4 separate regions of the Homo sapiens genome follow, and all the other regions are linked to region 1. The links are chromatin contacts, found by Hi-C or POLR2A ChIA-PET in ENCODE. All regions are on one chromosome and are shown on one strand. The core of a region is the stretch at or near the end of the contact, and the rest is flanking DNA. Distances in the headings are between cores, read along the strand shown.

What was found. Hi-C counts contacts between places; a loop is a spot of excess contacts on that map. ChIA-PET counts read pairs that join two places held with the same protein, here RNA polymerase II (POLR2A). Pooled maps may share reads with other maps.
Region 2: a loop to region 1 is called in a map with no recorded cell type, with 10 times the contacts of the local background. The contact joins two enhancer-like sites. A Hi-C loop is called at or near these places in 7 of 37 single-sample maps with no recorded cell type and 5 of 50 pooled maps. POLR2A ChIA-PET finds 5 or more read pairs at or near these places in 1 of 52 experiments (activated CD4-positive, alpha-beta T cell).
Region 3: a pooled map shows a loop between it and region 1 (3-fold over the local background). The contact joins two enhancer-like sites. A Hi-C loop is called at or near these places in 1 of 37 single-sample maps with no recorded cell type and 2 of 50 pooled maps. POLR2A ChIA-PET finds 5 or more read pairs at or near these places in 3 of 52 experiments (OCI-LY7, WTC11 and activated T-cell).
Region 4: a pooled map shows a loop between it and region 1 (2.4-fold over the local background). The contact joins the promoter of LINC02971 here to the enhancer-like site in region 1. A Hi-C loop is called at or near these places in 2 of 168 maps with a recorded cell type or tissue (Caco-2 and mucosa of descending colon), 6 of 37 single-sample maps with no recorded cell type and 4 of 50 pooled maps. POLR2A ChIA-PET finds 5 or more read pairs at or near these places in 3 of 52 experiments (BJ, HepG2 and Panc1).

Annotation. Positions count from the first base shown.
Region 1 is chr1:234,698,501-234,701,769 of GRCh38, forward strand. No RefSeq gene overlaps it. Among named protein-coding and RNA genes, the nearest start is that of LINC01132, 24 kb to the right of the region's middle. RefSeq lists enhancers at 1,710-1,959, 1,742-2,036. Within about 2 kb of position 1,536, at least 12 of the 41 ENCODE cell types and tissues checked have a DNase peak (open chromatin) inside an H3K27ac peak, as active enhancers do.
Region 2 is chr1:235,009,835-235,012,995 of GRCh38, forward strand. No RefSeq gene overlaps it. Among named protein-coding and RNA genes, the nearest start is that of LINC03108, 31 kb to the left of the region's middle. RefSeq lists enhancers at 1,880-2,469, 2,068-2,362, 2,313-2,813, 2,480-2,549, 2,760-2,939. Within about 2 kb of position 1,422, at least 26 of the 41 ENCODE cell types and tissues checked have a DNase peak (open chromatin) inside an H3K27ac peak, as active enhancers do.
Region 3 is chr1:235,046,775-235,050,027 of GRCh38, forward strand. No RefSeq gene overlaps it. Among named protein-coding and RNA genes, the nearest start is that of LINC01348, 21 kb to the right of the region's middle. RefSeq lists enhancers at 605-654, 1,368-1,662. Within about 2 kb of position 1,522, at least 29 of the 41 ENCODE cell types and tissues checked have a DNase peak (open chromatin) inside an H3K27ac peak, as active enhancers do.
Region 4 is chr1:234,955,456-234,958,448 of GRCh38, forward strand. It overlaps LINC02971 (long intergenic non-protein coding RNA 2971), which reads left to right and starts at 1,744. Exons shown (of 2, transcript NR_186179.1): 1 at 1,744-1,905. It overlaps LNCATV (lncRNA negative regulator of antiviral signaling), which reads right to left. Exons shown (of 4, transcript NR_125945.1): 3 at 2,224-2,623; 4 at 1,887-2,066.

The DNA of each region.
Region 1 (3,269 bases), core at 286-2,785:
TCACACCCAACTCTGCTTAAAACTCTCAGGGGTCCTTCATCATCTCCAGGACAATGTCTGAACCCCTAAGCATGGCACATGGGGTCCCGCCTGTGGCCTCACACTTACCCTGCTGGGGTCCATGCACACATGAGTGCAACGCATGACTTCCACACCAGGCCCCGATCCCCTGCCACCCTCCCTCTAGCTAGACCTCCCTTGCCCTTTCACTTTGGATTACACTCCCTGTCCTCCCATAAGACCCAAATCAAGTATCGTTGCCTTGGTAAAGGCTTTCCCAACCGCCTGCTCAGGGGCCCACAGCACTTTGCTGACACTGTAACTTACCTTCGGGAATGTAGCCTCCTCCACTGCAGTAGGCTGCAGATGGTGGGGATCTTAACCAGGGTGACGGCCTCAGCACTTGGCATGGAGTCAGGCTCATAACAGGTGACCAAATACCACATGCTGTGCAATTAATAAAATGAAGGAAGATGCCGGACGCAGTGGCTCAAGCCTGTAATCCTAGCACTTTTGGAGGCTGAGGTGGGTGAATCACTTGAGGCCAGGAGTTCAAGACCAGCCTGTCCAAAATGGTGAAACCCTGTCTTTACTAAAAATATTTAAAAAATTATCCAGGTGTGGTGGTGCATGCTTGTGATCCCAGCTACTCAGGAGGCTGAGACAGAAAAATCGCTTGAACCCAGGAGGCAGAGGTTGCAGTGAGCCGGGATCGCTCCTCTACACTCCAGCCTAAGTGACAGAGTGAGTGAGACTCTGTCTCAAAAAAAAAAAAAAAAAAGAAAGAAAGAAAGAAAGAAAGAAAGAAAGAAATGGGCCAGGCATGGTGGCTCACTCCTGTAATCCTAGCACTTTGGGAGGACAAGGCAGGCAAATTGCCTGGGCTCAGGAGTTTGAGACCAGCCTGGTCAACACAGTGAAACCCCGTCTCTACTAAAATGCAAAAAAAAAAAAAAAAAAGATTAGCCAGGCATGGTGGCATGCACCTGTATTCCCAGCTATTTGGGAGGCTGAGGCAGGAGAACTGCTTGAACCAGAGAAGCGGAGGTTGCAGTGAGCCAAGATTGCGCCAGTGCACTGCACTCCAGCCTGAGTGACAGAGCGAGACTCCATCTCAAAAAAAAAAAGAGGGAAGAAATGCTTTGAGAACCGCTGAACCCAGAGGAGGCCCCATGCCTGTCCCCACAGTGATACTTCACTATAGACATGAGGGCTAGAGAAAGTCCAGAGGCTGCAAAGAAGGTCTAAGTTTGGTTCAGCTAGTGCTTCTCAGCTCACTGAATTGACAGGCTTCATGGAGAGGAAGACTTTGCCCCACATAGAGGTGAGCCACAAGTGTGCACTTATTGCCATGTCTGTTTAGGGCAGGGCCATACGGAGATAAGCATGTCAAAATAAGCCTTGAGAGTCTAGCTAAGCAAGAACTAGGACAGGTTGGAAGAGGGAGGCACAGGACAGAGAAATAGCCCATTCAGCTTTGCAGACACTCCCCTGGTGGGCTGAGCCCTGTGGCCCTAGTGGGTGGAGGTTTCCCAAGACAAATTCCACGAAGGGACTTTGGAAATCCAGAGGCCTGACCTGAAGGCAAACTGGCAAAGCAGTGCATCGCCAAACAGCAGACCTTGTGGTTTACAGCAAAGACCAAAGGGAAGCTTAGGATTTGGAGACCTTCATGGCAAGAGTAATGAAAATAAAATCTGCTCTGCTCAGAGCAGTTCGGAGAGAAACAGGCCCAGCCACATGGAACCAGAACAGATGGGCTGTACAGGAGGGATGTTCATCAGCACTGCTATGGGGGAGGGAACATGCACAGGCTTGCATGTCCCCGTCAGGGATTCTAGGTGACACTATCAACATGTGACAGCTGACACGGAGGTGGCATCAACAGAGGTTAATGGATGACTCAGAGGCATTATTTATTACTGTTATTTTTGCCCTCCCTCACAGTGGTTTATAGAAAGTGCTTTGTCAAGATTTCCAGACCCAGCCATGTACAAATGACATAAGGCAGATTCTCAGGGGAGCCCCTCTCTGACTCAGGGCTGTGAGCTAGCAGGCAGCAGGGAAGCACAAAGCGTTGACTGAGCAGCACCAAATCAAAATGGCAAATGATACTCTGGCCCCTACCACAGCAAGCAGGCAGCCTAAAGCCCAAGGGACTGGAGAGGATGGGTCAGGATGGGTCCTGTACCCATCTGCCGCAAAGGAGCAAGCATTCTTCAAGGTGACCAAACCTGGATTTGTTTAAAAATATCAGCAAGTCAGGTGCCCTAGTAATGGCAGTACATATAAATTACACTTGGAAACATTTGCCAAAGGACTGATCAATCCCATGATTTATTCAGGGTGATCTATATCAGCAAAGATGGTAGAAATTCCAGGCCATTGCACAGAAAGTTTAACATGTGTGGTAGAACTAGGATCTTTCTCTTACTAAAAGGAACGCTCTAACGAGAGTGATACTGCAGCAGTTTTTTCTTTGGATCTATCTATTTACCTACATATCTATTTATTTATCATCTATCTATTGTTGGAGACAGGGTTGGATTGGGCAAGAAGAAAAGGCATTTGCCTGGATGTGCATCAATAGATAATAACAGAAGCTTTCTAGAACCTCAGAATCTTTCCCTTTATTCATGTATTTGCATGTTCTGTTGTTTCTTTCTTTCTGCTGTGTGTGTGTGTGTGTGTGTGTGTGTTTGTGTGTGTGTGTGTGTGACAGAATCTCCCTCTGTCGCCCAGGCTGGAGTGCATTGGTGTGATCTTGGCTGACTGCAACCTCCGCCTTCCAGGTTCAAGCGATTCTCCTGCCTCAGCCTCCTGAATAGCTGAAATTACAGGCGCCTGCCACCATGCCCAGCTAATTTTAATATTTTTTAGTAGAGACGGGGGTTTGCCATGTTGGTCAGGCTGGTCTCGAACTCCTGACCTCAGGTGATCCACCTACCTCGGCCTCCCAACGTGCTGGGGTTATAGGCGTGACCTACCACGTCTGGCCTCTTTCTGCTTACTTTTGAGGCACAGGTCCTTCTTTTGGATTTAGAAACCCAAAGGGGTGAGTGATCACATTATGACTTGGATTTTTAGTTCCCTGAGTCTGAACTTGCCTACTAATATGCTATCATATGCCCAAATTATTTTTGTGCAAAGTTCATCAAGCTTCTCCAGGAACCAAGGGAACCAGAAGATGGGTTTTGTTATCGCTTACAAGCTGACCCTGGAGAAGGTCACTGAGCCACTGGGGTGTTGCTTGAGCTGTAAGTATCTCT
Region 2 (3,161 bases), core at 172-2,671, 310 kb after region 1:
TCAAAGGGAAGACTGGTGTTGGGGAAGAGGTTGAGATGAGTTTTAGACACATTTGCAGGTGTCGACCAAAAGCTGGGCCACTGAGCAGAGACCTGCCTACATCTTGAGGCCCACACAAAGGTCTTGTCCCAAATAGGGGAGCCATGGCAGAGCAGGGATGCTATGGAGGGAGGAGGCAGCCACAGGCAGGGCTTGGGGATAGTCTGGAAAACAGAGAATGAGAGGAGTCAGGGCAAAGAGGCGAGGTCTGTGGAGGTGCCGCAGGAAGGCGTTGGGCGCTGGCTGCAACTGAGAGCTGGGAGCTCAGGAAGGCTCAGGTGGCTGGACCCGGCCAGGGGGCAGACGCGGAATAACAATGGCCTTCCGTGAGGGCAAGGCCATCTGTAGCAAAATGTCCACCCTCCATGCCAAGCCTCCCACCCAAACATCCCTTCTGATTTCCCATGCTATGAGGGCCTGAGCACCGGAGCCCTTGGAGAGAAGATCCATCGGAGGCGGAAAGGTGGGGGGACCCACGTGGCTCAGGTTAAACTTACACCTGGCTTTGCATGGAGAAGTCTTGGCAAACTTCTGAACAACAAATCAAGTTACAGATGGCTGAAACAAACGGTAGTTTCCCAGGAGCCGCTGAGACCATCAGCAGGAGGCCTGTAGACTTTCATCCAAGTCAGACTCAACCATATCTTTCTTTTTCCAATTTTTTAAAAATTGTAGTAAGTAAAATACACATAACAGAAAATTTACCATCTTAACCTTTTTTTTTTGAGACAGCGTCTCACTCTGTCACCCAGGCTGGAGTTCAGTGGTGCGATCTCAGCTCACTGCAAACTCCGTCTCTGGGTTTCAAGTGATTCTCCTGCCTCAGCCTCCCGAGTAGCTGGGATTACAGGTGCCCGCCACCATGCCTGGCTAATTTTTGTATTTTTAGTAGAGACAGGGTTTCACCATGTTAGCCAGACTGGTCTCAAAACTCCTGACCTCAAGTGATCAGCCCGCCTCCGCCACCCAAAGTGCTGGGATTACACGTGTCAGCCACCGTGCCTGGCCTCCATCGTAACCATTTTTAAGCACGTTGTTCAGTGGTGTGACATGCATTCCCACTGCTATACAGCCATCGCCGCTAACCATCTCCAGGCACTTTCATCTTGTAAAATTGAAACTCTGCACCCATTCAACAATAACTCCCCACGTCCCATTCCCCTCAACTATATCTTTTTAAAGTGCTTTTCCCAGTGAAGTTTCTAACATTGCTAAAGAACATAAAATATAAAAACATGGCCATGCAGCAGGGGCTTTTTACCCTGCAGAATGCCCACTAAACCGTTTCTGTATGTTTAATTTTTTTAACCAAGGAAGTAGGGGATGCCCAAGATTTGGTCCCCAAACCAGAAAGACTGTGGGTTCCTTGCATCAAGCCGGGGCTTTTAGTCAACTCTCCCATGGGGACTCTGTTGGCCCGCTCCACCTCGGGTGTTCCCCCGCCCCTGCCTTTTCCTCTCTCACCTCCCCCATCCACCCCTCTCAGCCTTGCAGTCGACCTGCCTCTCCTCTGGTTGCTCCGTTTGTAGGGAGGGTCTGCTTGAAGGGAGTTCCCATTCTCTCTCACCCAGAGTCAAGGCTCTTGACTCTATTGTACCTAAAAAGCTCCTGAGGAATTTGACAAGGCCCCACCCTCAGAGATATGGGGTGAAGCCCAGGAATCTGTATTTTTAACAAGCATCCCAGGTGATCCTGATACTTGCACACACCCCCACACACACCCACGCCGACTACCCACACACTTCCATGGCCCAGAAGTCTGCAGGACCCACAGCAGGTATTCGGGACTATTTGTTCAATCCACACCTGAGTCGTTGCACGATTATGCTCAAGTCCCTCGGAACACCTCGCCTGCCATCTGACAGCTTCCCATCCAGAAACCACACAGTACAGTAAAAAACAGAAAAAAGAAAGCCGTTAGACCCCAGTGAATGTTATTTTTAATGAAAGTGGTGCATTTTGACTCACAATGTTGAAACCAGATTATAAATGAGTCATCAGTGAATCGACCACAAAGAGCCTTTGCGGAGGTGATTTACAGGAGAGCTCTGATGTCTGCTGTCCCCTGCACACGCTTCACAGAGATGCTGTCAGACGCAGAGCTGGTCTGGGGCATCTGTTGCCGCGTCAGCTCAAAAGGATGCTGTGTTGTCACCAATGGGATTCCCCAGCCCAGGCGGTGTTGCGGTCCCACCCACACAAGGAAGGCGGCCATCACTGAATAATGCTTGTGGTTACATCATCATTGCTGGTTTCCAGGTAGTGACTAGCAGATACTGGAGAGAGACAGGCCATCTGCTCTTCCTGTGCGCCTCAGCTCCTCCCTCATACCCACATCCTCTCGCCTGGTCTTCTAGAAGCAGCCCCTATGCAGACAGACCAGCAGGACTGAAAGCTGGACAGACTCGAGCCGGAGAGCCAGGTGGAACAACCTGGCCAGAAAGAGTCTGGCCGCAAAGAGTCTGGCCACAGCCCCACTTTCCTCATCTCTAAAATGTCCACATGGCTGCCTGCCCTGCCCGGCTCAAGGGAATGTTGCAAGGCTCTCATGGAAACCATGCTTGTGAGGGTTTTGAGGACTATCATAGCCCGTCCCAAGGTCAGAGGACAGTAGAAAACAAAAAACTTGCTTTCAGAGGGTGCTTTCACCAGTCAGCAGCCTCTGCCCCGGGCAAAGCCAGACAACTAAAACGGAATGAATCCGCAGAGTAGGGTGGGGATGAAATTCTCCACCTCCAACCCAGAAAGGAAACGCCAATGCTCATGTTTCCCCTTAGAGAAACAGGCAATGTTTGAACAGGAACAACGACGCCAGAGGGTCAATCCACACACAGAACACTCCATCTCCATGCCGATGGGGGACTGACTGTCCTGCTGCTGAACTGCACCCCTGGGGCTCTCCAGGACACTCCACTGGTGGCCACACTCAGGAAAATAAAGAAAAACCTTCAAAAGGACCCTTCTGGCCATTCAGAGAATGCACAGGCCTGCTAGCTCCTGCTTGCCTGCTCAGAGCTGCCTCCACTGGGGCAGGAATCTGCAGCCAAGAAAATCCCTGACAACCCCAGGGACAGAAGGGTCAGTCTGGGGGACCATCGACCAACCCAGCAACCCAGATTAGA
Region 3 (3,253 bases), core at 272-2,771, 350 kb after region 1:
GCCTCCCAAGTAGTTGGGATTACAGGCATGTGCCACCACACCCAGCTAATATTGTATTTTAGTAGAGATGGAGTTTCACCATGTTGATCACGCTGGTCTCGAAATCCTGACCTTAGGTGATCCACAAGCCTCAGCCTCCCAAAGTGCTGGGATTTTGGGCATGAGCCACCACACCTGGTCCTGCCTGGTTTTTTTAAATAAATTTTTGTGTGTGTGGACTGGGCACAGTGGCTCAAGGCTGTAATCTCAGCACTTTGGGAGGCAGAGGCAGGCTGATCACTTGAGGTCAGGAGTTCAAGACCAGCCTGGCCAACATGGCAAAACCCCATCTCCACTAAAAGTACAAAAATTAGCTGGGCATGGTGGCGTATGCCTGTAATCCCAGCTACTCAGGAGGCTGAGGTAAGAGGATTGCTTGAACCCAGGAGGTGGAGGTTGCAGTGAGCTGAGATCGCACCGCTGTACTCCAGCCTGGGCAACAGAGTGAGACTCCGTCTCAAAAATAATAATATTTATTTTTGTAATGACATGGGGTCTCACTATGTTGCTGATCTTGAACTCTCGGCCTCAAGTGATCCTCCCTCCTCAGCTTCCCGAAGTGCTGGGTTTACAGGAGTGAGCCACCATGTCTGGCCCTGCCTGCTTTGATGCCAGAACCAGGAGCATGCAGTGGGTTGGGGTTGGCCTCCCTCCCAGAGCTTGCGGGGGCAAGCCACACAAGAGGGTCAGAACCAGCTGAAGCCACACAGAGAGGTAACCAGCATGAGGTCTGCTAGGGGCCTGACCTATAAGACCACCTGGAGGGGCAGAAACCCTAGCAGCAAAAAGCTCGAGGTAAACCCAAGGGACCAAAGCAAAGAGTCTCAAATGATCACCAATAAGAGACTCCAGGAAGTGCAGACCCACATGGGAGCCCCGGCAGGAGAGAGGGCAGCTTTCAACCACAGCCAGACCCAAAGGATGCACAGCAAGCTGCCCATGCACCTACTCGGGTGAGAGCTGTCCTGGGCCCTAAAACCCCTCACCCAGCTCCAACCTTGGGAGAAGGGGCACAAGGAGCCACAGGAAAGGACAGAAGCCAGCCTCATCCCTTTCCCATGCAGACTTCCAGCCCTAAGCAGCCTCAGCTGGAGCAAGAAGAATGGTTTGAAGTTTTGACTAATATCTTGGCCTGGACATTGAAATTCCAAATGGAGACTGGTTTTTTTTGTTTGTTTTGTTTTGTTTTGTTTTGTTTCCATTTAAAGCAACCATCAGACAGACTATTTCCTAAGAGGAGCAGAAAAGTCCAAGCCTGCCAGGGTCTGGGAACATGAATCCGGCTGAATAAACTTCAGAGGGGCAGCACAGGACAAAAGCTAAAGTCGCCTTCCAATTGCATTGCAAGCTGTGCTCGTTCCACACACCGGTTGCACACAGGCTGGTGAAAACATCTTCAGTGGAACTGAGAGGAGCCAAGTTCCCGTGAAAGGAAAACATGCAAATCTGTTTTCAGTATCACTTTTAAGCTTCCTGAGTGGAGTCTTTGGCCTGGAATGACTCGCATTGACGTCAGCCCGAGGCAGCCATATCGCAGCAGCTGCCATCCCTTCCTCACCCGCGGCCTCCGGGGCAGAAGACACACTGGTTTTGTTTCATGGGAGATTAAAAACAGTTGCTGCTGTATCCATAATTCACAACCCCTGTGATCACCGGGGCCAGGAATACTGAGCAAAAAGCACAAGGCGTCCACATTAAAACCAAGGGCAGCCGGGCGCAGTGGCTCACCCCTGTAATCCCAGCACTTTGGGAGGCCAAGGCGGGCGGATCGCCTGAAGTCAGGAGTTCAAGACTGGCCTGGTCAACATGACGAAAACCCTGCCTCTACTAAAAATACAAAAAAATTAGCTGGGCGTGGTGGCTCATGTCTTTAGTCCCAGCTACTTGGGAGGCTGAAACACAAGAATCGCTTGAACCCAGGAAGCGGAGGTTGCAGTGAGCCGACATCATGCCATTGCACTCTGGCTTAGGTGACAGAGTGAGACTCTGTCTCCAAAAAAAAAAAAAAAAAAAAAAAAACACCAGGCCTGGTGCGGTGGCTCATGCCTGTAATCCCAGCATTTTGGGAGGCCGAGGCAGGCAGATCACCTGAGATCAGGAGTTCAAGACCAGCTTGGCCAACATGGCAAAACCTATCTCTACTAAAAGTACAAAAATTAGCTGGGCGTGGTGGTGGTGGGTGCCTATAATTCCAGCTACTCAGGAGGCTGAGGCAGGAGAATCGCTTGAACCCAGGAGGCGGAGGTTGCAGTGAGCCAAGATCGCGCCACTACACTCCAGCCTGGGCGACAAGAGCGAGACTCTGTCTGAAAAAAAAAAAAAAACAAGGGGAGACCCATAAAAAAGATGCCAGAGATGGGGATCATGGTCAGCTGGGACCCCGCCCAGGGCACTACACGCTTGCTGGTTCTCCTGAGCCTCAAGGCGATGGGATCTACACCACACATCTGAGGCTCTGATAAACTGCTGGAAACATGGGCTTATGCATGATGCTGCTTTGTTTTACGGCACTCTGTGAGGGAGACAGGGCAGGTACCCCACAGCCCGGAATGGACTCCTCTTGCCTCTGGTCTCCTACCAGAGCAGCAGTCCCCCAGGAGGAGAAAACAAGCTCCTTCCCAGGGCTGCACTGGGGCTGGTGGCAATGGTGGCAGTGTCGATGGTCATGTGGCCTGCCTTGCACTGGTGGCCAGGACCCTGACTCTACTTTGAATCTTCTGGTTCCTTCCAGCATCCAGGACAAGGCCCTGGCAGTAAAGCCCAGCTCCACACGGCTCCTGCAGCATGGAGCTGGTTCTCCTCCAAAAGTCCTGAGAGATGTATCATTTATCAAGCTGGTAGATAATTCTGCCCCTTTCTGTAGTGCCTCTCAGACATATCCCATAGGTAATTGTTGCTTGAAGCCTCTATTAAAATGTGAGGCGACAGAAGCCAGTAGACTGTGTATCCCTTTCCTTCGTTTACTCTCAGGTTAAAATGGTCTTTCTGACTAAGCCAGTGATTGGGGCATAAGGGAAGGAATGTGAGTGTGGGGAAAGGGAGGTGGGGGAGAGGGCTGGTGTGCACTGCTGCACTCCCTGTGGTTTTGAGATCCTTCAAATAGAAGCTGTGAATATGTGGCTGGGTGCAGCGGCTCATGCCTGTAATCCCAGCGCTTTGGGAGGCCGAGGCGGGCGGATCACTTGAGGTCAGCAGTTCAAGACCAGACTGGCCA
Region 4 (2,993 bases), core at 494-2,993, 260 kb after region 1:
ACTGCTGTTTTCTGAGAAAGCAGAACCTAGTGGAGCCACCCTAGAGAATAAGGAGAGGAGCAACTGGAACTGAGTGTTGGCTCCAAACTTCCACGGCATGATATGCTTGGCCACCCAATTGTGATCAGGGCCATTGTTGTTCCCCTGGGGGCAGGGGGCAGAGGGCAGGCCGCCGCTCGGAGTAAAAAGGGAAGACAGACAGGCAGTCCAAACACCACCAAATGACAGAGATGCAGACCAAGACAAAAGGAAAAAACAACAGAAGGGATTTTTGTCCTTGAGACGTGCTATGCAAATTCTTTTCAATTAGTTTCCTATTAATGATTCCATCTTGAACATTTAGAGCTGCTCAACCCAGGCAGCATCTACGTTTTGAAGTAGTAAGTTCTCCATTCCTAGCAGAGTCGGAGGAGAAGCTCAGCTGTTATCCACCAGAAATTCTATTAAAAGGATGAAAGGTTGAACTAGATGACTTCTCATTCTGAAGACTGTAATTCAGCAGAACTGACTAATCCCTGGCAAATGATACCCTTTCTGAGTATGCATGTGTCACTGAAAGTCACTCAGACAAACCAGACTATTTGTAAATAGGTCTGATTATCTGCAAATTAGTTGATTGAAGGTTCCCGGGTATCAAGCAGGGCTTATTTTAAGAAATTAAGTTAATTTAGATAATAGCTGTGTTGAAAAGCAACAAGTTCAAAAACAATTAAAAAGAATGCAGCTTCCCTTTTATTTTTTTCAACTCTATATTTTCTTTTCAAATTGCTTCTAATAGACCATCTGTTAAGAAAGCCTCTTTTGACCGGGTGCAATGGCTCACACCTGTAATCCCAGCACTTTGGGAGGCCGAGGCAGGTGGATCACCTGAGGTCATGAGTTCAAGATAGCCTGAGCAACATGGTGAAACCCCGTTTCTACTAAAAACACAGAAATTAGCTGGGCGTCGTGGCACGCGCCTATAAACCCAGCTACTCTGGAGGCTGAGGCACAAGAATTGCTTGAACCCGGGAGGCAGAGGTTGCAGTGAGCTGAGATAGCACCATTACACTCCAGCCTGAGAGACAGAGCAAGACTCCATCTCAAAAATAAAAAAAAGAAAGGCTCTTTCGTAAATTACTTAAATATGCTTAGAAGTCATTATTACTTTTTAAGTCAATAGAAGTCTTTTTAGTTTATCTAATAGCATATTAATTCCTATGCTTTATGTGTTTGTACCCACACAACACCCAGCCCTGCACCTAACACATAACAGGTGCTCAATAGATGTTCATTGAATAAATTGGTTGCAAAAACCGAGTGTATACATTGAACATTTCTGCATATTGGTGATAATAATAGTATTTTGAACACTTGTTCTATGCCAGTGACTGGGTCAAATAAACACTCAACCTCATAGTAATATCTGCGAAGTGATTGCTACATTAGCCCCATTTTACAGATGATGCAACTGAGGCTGGTGAGAGGCAGAGCCAGGATTCAAGGCCAGGCCTGTCCAACTCCCGAGCCGAAGCTCTCAGCGAGGGTATCAAACTGAATCTGAATCCTCTTAGTTTATCTATTTTAAAGTGCTGCATGTGGTATGTTCAGGAGACGAAAACTCTCTGATGAGGCACGTGTGGATGGGATGGCAGGGCTGAGAAGGCCGGCTCCCCCACGGGGTGTGCACAACCTACCTCCCCAGCTGTTTCTGCTACCGGCTGGGGCCTTCAACTCCACCGCCTCCCCTCCCCCAGGCCCTAAATCACTCTCAGGCCTTTTGTTCTTCCCCACAGCTGCTCAGCAAATTCCTTGATTTGAAATTACGATCACAGGTTGGAGTGCTACTTAAAATAATTTTGCCAAATGTTCCATCTCTCTGTGTTGATGAATATAATGGATGACAATTTAAAGAGCAAAAAAAAAGTAAGTATTCACTTTGTTGAAGACAAAAAAAAAAAAATCATAAGCTGCATGCATAGCATTAGTTTGGCTCTGAAAGATTCATTCCCCCAGGAAGCTAGCCAAATGCTGGACTTTTGTGAACCGCAGCATGGCCGGGAGAGCAGGCTGCTGGCAGGTATGGCCTGCAATAGAGGGAGAGAGCAAAGGTCAGGGCATGTGTTGGGTTTGTTTAAGCATGAGTCAGAGGAGTGGGGGTAGACCTGGGGATCCAATTTCCAATTTCCTGTGCAAGTCACTGAGCCACACTTCTCCCCTTCCCCAAAAGCTTTTTATGCGTACCGCTCTGCAGAACAAAGGGAGATATGGTAGGGGGACACATAAATAACAGGGACAGGCCGGTCTTCTTGAAGGTGGAGCCTCTCTTGAATTTGGAAAATGCAAGCTCTGAGGGAAGCGGGGATGAAAGCAGACCACACGCATCTAGCACTTTGGCCAACTGAGGCTTCCTGGGCTTGGAGGTCCTCACCCGGGGCTCTTAGCGCAGCCTGAGCCCAGTGTGAAGCCATGGGCCAGCCCTTCCTGCAGGCGGGCCCTGTGGCCAGGCTCAGCTCAGGCGAGGGGTGGCTGGGCCATGAGGAATCAGAACAAAGCTTCTTCCTTCACACCCGGTCCTGCTCAGCAGGTGGACTCCACGTTAGACATTTCCCCCACGTCCTAAGGCTTCTTCCAGGCTTGAGCCCTGAAAAGCAGGTGGGGAGAGATGAGCAAATGCTGAGCAAAAAAGAGGTGGTGGTGACGCCTCTCTAAAGTTTTCCATACCAAAAAAGCCCTGGTACAAGGCAGGCACTGCTGGCAGCCCGGCCCCACAAGCTTACTTCCAGTGCAGGAATCCAATGGGAACATGTGCCCCCAGGGCCACCCGAAACGCAAACTGCTCTCTGAAAACCAGGTCAGCCTCTCTGTAGGAGTCTTGCCATGCAGAAAACACCAGGCCCTCTGGAAACGCCCCCTGTTCACTGAGGGTCTCTGGCTGGCCGGCACTATGCCCAGCAAGGCCACCTCCCGTAAGTGACACGCCAGGGTCTTGCTGAATCACAATAAGCTGGGAG